Regions from separate parts of the Mus musculus genome. Here region 1 is linked to region 2. Evidence: chromatin loops called from intact Hi-C (ENCODE). Cell type or tissue: heart. All regions are shown on one strand. Each heading gives the region's core, and the rest is flanking DNA. Links, peaks and the distances in the headings are about the cores only.

Region 1 (2,909 bases), core at 201-2,700, 54 kb after region 2:
TAGGAGACTGACTCAGCCAGAGGAGGGGCAGTTTGAGTCACACTCTGTATCTATAGAAACCATAGCAGCCCAGGGACAATCTTGCTTCCTCCTCCAGGGCCAGGCAGAGCTGAAGCTGGTACATTCAAACACCTAGGCAGGCAGGCAGCATCTGAGGTTCGGTGTAAGCTCTAGATGGGGGGACGGGGCAGGGGGAAGAGAACGAACTCGAGTGAGCTGCTAGTGGCGTAGACCTTGTATAGCCAGATGCAGGGAAGTCTACCTGCGCCCCTTCCTGGAAAGAACTGCCGTTTCTGCTCATTCTCTCATCCCACCCCTGGGGTCGGTCCACACAGGTTTCTGTGGCACATCCCTGTATAGTTGGGGCTGTTGATCAATACACTGTGATGTAGGGATCTATACGGCCTAGAGTTGAGTCCTGGCTTAGGCACAAGCTCTTGACCTCTCTCTGAGCTTCAGTTTTCTTTTCTGTTAAATGGAAGTAATTCCATACAGTAGCTGACACTGTTGTTAACGGGATCAAACAAGTTTGGAAAAAACGATTCTAGATGGACCATTACCCGGCAAAGGAAGGGGCTATGGCCACACCCTTTCTCATGTACACATGGCAGGCAGCCAGAGGCTGGTGGGTAATTATTTATTTGGACTGGTCTTTCAGCCCTTGCTGGACAAGAGCTCCTAAGAGTATCTTGCATAGTTCTGGACCTCGTGGGCCACCGTCTTTGCTCTGTGGATTCTCATTAAACACATGAATAGTCAGTCAGTCCTGAATCCCCGACCTGATCCCTACCCTCATTACGCAGCTCCTCCCAGGTTGAACACAATTCAAGGGAAGAACGTGTCAAGAGGCAAGCCTAGAGCCGATGGAAGAGAACCCCTGCATTCCTCTCATCTCAGTTAGGCTGGAAACAGCCACTGGAAGGGTGCTCCCCACCACCCATGTACACATCATTACATTATGATATGGCACACACAGATCCTACAGGACTCGGACCTCACGGTCATTAAGGGAAAATGAGTCTGTGGTTGGGAGAGGCCAAAGCATTTTAAGCCCAAAAGTTCATCAGGCTTTCAGAAGGCCTGCAACTCGTTCACGGCCGCCCTTAAGTACAGATGCTGCCCAAAGCATCATATCACAGGAAGCAGGCAAGCTGAGGCTACCAGTCAGCTGTAAGCTAACAGGGAGGTAAGGATAATAGAGCAGCCTCTGGAAAAGGATTCCAGCAACCCTTACCCCAATCTGGTCCTAGACGTATTCTGCACAAAAAGTGTGCGTAACTTTCAGGATGAAGACTCAAATGTTTTATCTGCCTCATCCTCAACCATGTAGGATGATAGGAGTTCTGGGCTTGGACCCATTTTACAAATCAGGAGACTGAGGCCCAGCAGAGTGACCTCCTGGCCCACACAGCTAGCAAGCCACAGCCATCTGGTAGGGTTTTCTTTCCCCCTGTCCAGTGTCTATGGTAGGTTGGCTGTGTGTTGCCTCCATGAGGAAGGGCCTAACCTCAGCCTCATGGCTGGAGCTTCCAGGCTTCATGCACCCAGGCAGGCTGGCAACCCCAGCCTCGGGGTATCTTCAGAACAAAGATGCTCCCACCCCACCCCACCCCCAACCCCCAGAGAGGGCTTGGGTAGAGGCCACTGTGTCCTGCTGAGAGGATCCAGTAGTCACCAGGAGAAACTGCAGCCACAGGGTCAGGGTCAGGGGTAATTAGGGCAGCAGCCTTTGTTATCTACACAAAACCCTAGGAATCTCATAAAGATGCAAGAGAGGCAGGGGCCTGGCAAGGACCCACAGGAGCAGCTATGAATGAAAATTTATGGGACCCAGTCACTATCCCAGCAGGCCTTACCATGCTGGTATCATGCCACCATACCCAAAGATGTTTCCCCAAATTCACTCTCTGCTGTACAGATTTCTTACAACATTTTACCCAAAGACTTGGGTCAAAACTACCCAATGAACCTGGGGCTGAAACTAGGTATCCAAGCTTCCCCTTGCCCCCAGAGGACATATACAAAGTTCAGGTTTGTGGATCTTCTCAGCTGGGTCCTTCCAGCTCTTGATAGGAGTGAACCTGTGGACAACTATGCCATGTTGGGTCATTTAAACAGTAGCCAGGGATGAAAATGTGGGATTACTATGGCTAGGGAAGTGTTACATGTGTGTGTGTGTGTGTGTGTGTGTGTGTGTGTGTGTGTGTGTGTGAGAGAGAGAGAGAGAGAGAGAGAGAGAGAGAGTGTGTGTGTGTGTGTGTGTGTGTGTGTGTGTGTTGGAGGGGGTGTTGGAGCCAAACCCCAGTTTCTAGGTCTTTCTTCATTTGCCCTAGATCCCTCTCCCTGACTTTCCCTTAGAATGAAAAAAATAAAAAAAGAACATTTTGTCCCCACAAAGAAGCCAGCAGCCGTTTCTGCACAGACAAGGCTATTTATTTAAACTTTTTTTTAAAAATAAGTCCAGTCCCCTCTGTGAGACTGTGAGCAGTACTCAGAAAGTCTTACAACTGCAGCTCAAGTCTTGAAAACTCTATAGCTCCTCCCCCAGCCCCAGTTCCCAAGTTCCCAAGACTAAACTTCTGATTCGTATGAGAAGATGAGGTCTCCTAACCGTGTGACTTGGGGCCAGTGATGCTTCTGTCCTTTGGAGAAAAACAAAACAACCAAAACCCATAAAACTCAGAGGACAACACCATCTCCCTCTAACTGCACTCCTCGCTGCACACGCTCCTAGGCAGATAGATAGGGCTTTCAATGTGCCTTTTGTTTGATGCTGGCGTCTCCACATCCTCTTCTTGAAGAGGGAAAGGTCAGCACAAGGCTCCGGGGTGTTCACAAGCCCTCTGCCTCGCTCTGGGGCCAGGAATTCCCCCTTCTTTGGACCTCTTAAAAAACCAGTCCGGATAAGA
Region 2 (2,909 bases), core at 237-2,736:
TATGTGTGTGTGTATGTGTTTGTTTTTGAGACATGGTGTCTTACTATGTCTTACCAGCTCTGACTTGCCTGGAACTCACTCTGAAGACCAGGCTAGCCTTGAATTCACGGAGATCTGCCCGCTTCTGCCTCCCTAGTGGTGGGATTAAAGGTGTCTGCCACTACACCTGGTTTTCCACATTGGTCTTTTGAGACAGGGTCTTTCACTGAACCTGGAGCTCACCAGTTCTGCTTGACTGGCCAGCTGCTGAGCCTCAGGGCTACCTGTCTACCTGTCTCCACCTCCCCATCCTCCAGACTCAGTGTGTAGCAGAGGAGAGCCACAGATAGTTAGGTATTTCTAATGCATTTCTCTTATTCTTTAATAAATACACAGCATAAATAAATAAAACAAAATTTATGTTCTTTCGGGTTCTGATTTTAGAATCTAGTCACAAATGTCTTAAGTTTCTTGGGCCAAATTTCTACAAACTCACTACAGTGAAGTTTTGGCAGAAGAGTGTTTGCAGAGAAAACAAAGCAGAGAGGTTAGTGCCTGCCCTGAGCATATGACAAAGCCTAGGTCTCGGGTGCTGGGAGCGTTCAGCAGCAGCCTCTCTCCAGCCCATGCCTAGCCCTACACAATCTCTGGGCTTGGTAAAGAACCTCTAGAGAATGAGGCGACTGGATGAAGATGGCAATGCTGAAGTCTGGGATCCAAGATGGTGTCCTTTCCCAGGATTCCCTGAAGCCCTCCTCTTTCTTCCATCAGCCTCCTCTGGTGATCGTTGGCAGGGGCTAGAAGCATCAATCTCTCTTTGGATCATACCAGGAGCTCCAAGCATACCCCTGATGCTACAACCTCATTCCTGAGCCTTGATTCTGTGGACTCTAGCACAGGCCCCAGCCTTCTTTTGACCTTGGTCTCCCTATATATTTGTCTTTGGGATAGGCCTCGATGGTGTTGGTTCTAGGGCCTCACAGTTCTAGGGCCATCTGGGGCTTTGCAGCTGGAGACCCTGGCTGGGCCCCACTGCCTGCCTTCCTGCTGAGAACAGGATGTGGGTGTCAGGAGGTGAGGAGAGCATGGGGCCGGGTTGGGAGTGGCCTTGGGTTGGGACTTCCTGAAGCCAGATCGGTTTACCACAGTCAGTTGGGCTCAGGACCGCACAGCTGTGAGTTATAAATGGCCCTCTCAGAGCAGGGTCTAGAGGCCCTGATGCCAGTGGAGGCAGCAAGTGTCCATAGTGCCTACCCAGGGGTCTTCCCCAGCTAACGGCCTAGCCTCTGGAAGCCAGTTCTATCTGTCCTGCCCTCTCGAGCTATGAGTTCTCTTTATACCTCACTCTGAGATTACTGATAAGGGGGCTGACACCATCTTCTCCTTAGCCTTCAAGTGAGAATCCTGTGGTCTTGGTGACTAGGGAGATCCTTTTGAGCAAGGCCAATGACCTGACACAGGACACAGGGTCCCTGACACCAAACTGGGCACACAGCCAGCTACTCCAACGACAACCCAACAACTCAGCAACCTGCTTCCCATAGCCTAACTGCCTTCCAGTGCCCGCACCAGAGCATACACAGGGGAGGAGGGAGAGAGAGTACCGAGGTCTCAGCCTGCTTGCAGTGGCCCTCAGCTTAGCAAAGCAGCAGCAACTCGGCCTAGCGCCAGGCCTTGGTGTGATTCGCATCCCCGGCAGGAGGTGTTCTGAGGGCCCCTTCCCCCTGTGGGCTGCCTGGAATCAATCCTTCAGGCCATGCTCAGCCTGGGGCACACCACATGGTCAAGAATAAGAGGGACAGTGCCTCCTACTGGGACCAGTGAAGGGGGACACAGAAACAGGCACAGTGGCAAACTGTAGTTCAGGTCTATGACAGCTGAAGTTTATGGCATTTTGGAGGCCCTCTTGAAAAAATATGTAAAATTGTAAATGCCTATTTAGAGTTAGAAAAATCAGAACAAACTCCTGGATCCTCAGGGATCCAAATCCCATTTCTGGTGAGGCTTCTTTAAATGACTGACCAGAAATACTTATAGCGAGAAGCTCCCAATTACAACTTGTGACACCTCTCTACCTGTAACACTCCACAGCTCCCAGGAACTCCAAGTCTCCAGCCAGCTTCTCCCTAACTTTGCCAATCATCATCATGGTAACGAAACTGTTAATACCGACTAACTTAGGGCCATTAGCTGTACCATTCTAAGTACTTTATGTCAACTGACTCATTTAGTCTCATGACATCCTGGGAAGTACACGCTGTACCCATTTTAAAAGATGAGGAAACATAGAGGGACACGAAGAAAACAGCTCAAGGTCACCGCCAGGATAGGAACCCAGACAGGCTGGCACTGTGCCCTGACCAGTCCTCTCGGCCACCGCACCGAGAAGCTGGAGAGACTCCAAAAGCAGCAGCAGCAGCAGCAGCAGCAGCAGCAGCAGCAGCAACCAAGGGCAGATGCTAAGTATACCCATTCATGTATGCATTCATCCATGAACGACATCACTGATTCATCCCACCTGGCACCAACGCCTCAGCGAGTGAACAGGCCCCCTGCTCTGCCTCACCATACTGGGTCTTCTGCATAGGCAGAAATGGATGCTGCCTCCGCTTGCCAGGGCAGATAGATAGATAGGGTTTGGAGCGGGAGAGACCTTAGACATGGACAGGGCTGGTAGTGGGGTGGTGGAAGGGGCTGCTCAACGTCACCCAGCATGCTGCCAGGTTCTATCCCACATCAGAGAGAAGAAGTGGCTGGAGAGGAGTGGCCACAGGGGCCAGCCTGTAAGAACAGTGAGCTCCTGAGAGGTCTGCAGCTAGTCCTTTGGAGGGCAGGGAGAATTGCTGGAAGCCTGGGGTCATGAAGTCAAATGATGGTGGAACAGGCTAGCTGGTGGCTGATGGAGGAGGAACAGGAGGAAGAAGAGGAGG

The links. Hi-C counts contacts between places; a loop is a spot of excess contacts. Peaks named below come from ENCODE experiments on the same cell type or tissue, not always from the same donor. Only the 100,000 strongest peaks of a DNase experiment are listed, where the experiment ranks them.
Region 1: it touches region 2 in a loop (2.7-fold over the local background); 13 of 42 quality-filtered maps call a loop at or near these places.

The regions. Positions count from the first base shown.
Region 1 is chr14:25,461,895-25,464,803 of GRCm38, reverse strand. All of the region lies in intron 1 of Zmiz1 (zinc finger, MIZ-type containing 1), which reads right to left. Among named protein-coding and RNA genes, the nearest start is that of Zmiz1, 4.2 kb to the right of the region's middle. In heart, for the core only: no CTCF peak of the experiment used is centred there; DNase peaks (open chromatin) are centred at 1,551 and 2,674; H3K4me3 peaks cover 689 bases; H3K27ac peaks cover 2,215 bases.
Region 2 is chr14:25,515,577-25,518,485 of GRCm38, reverse strand. The region is part of intron 2 of Zmiz1 (zinc finger, MIZ-type containing 1); the gene reads right to left. Among named protein-coding and RNA genes, the nearest start is that of Mir3075, 17 kb to the left of the region's middle. In heart, for the core only: a CTCF peak has its summit at 1,791 (motif pointing left); DNase peaks (open chromatin) are centred at 1,075, 1,615 and 2,455; H3K4me3 peaks cover 261 bases; H3K27ac peaks cover 2,297 bases.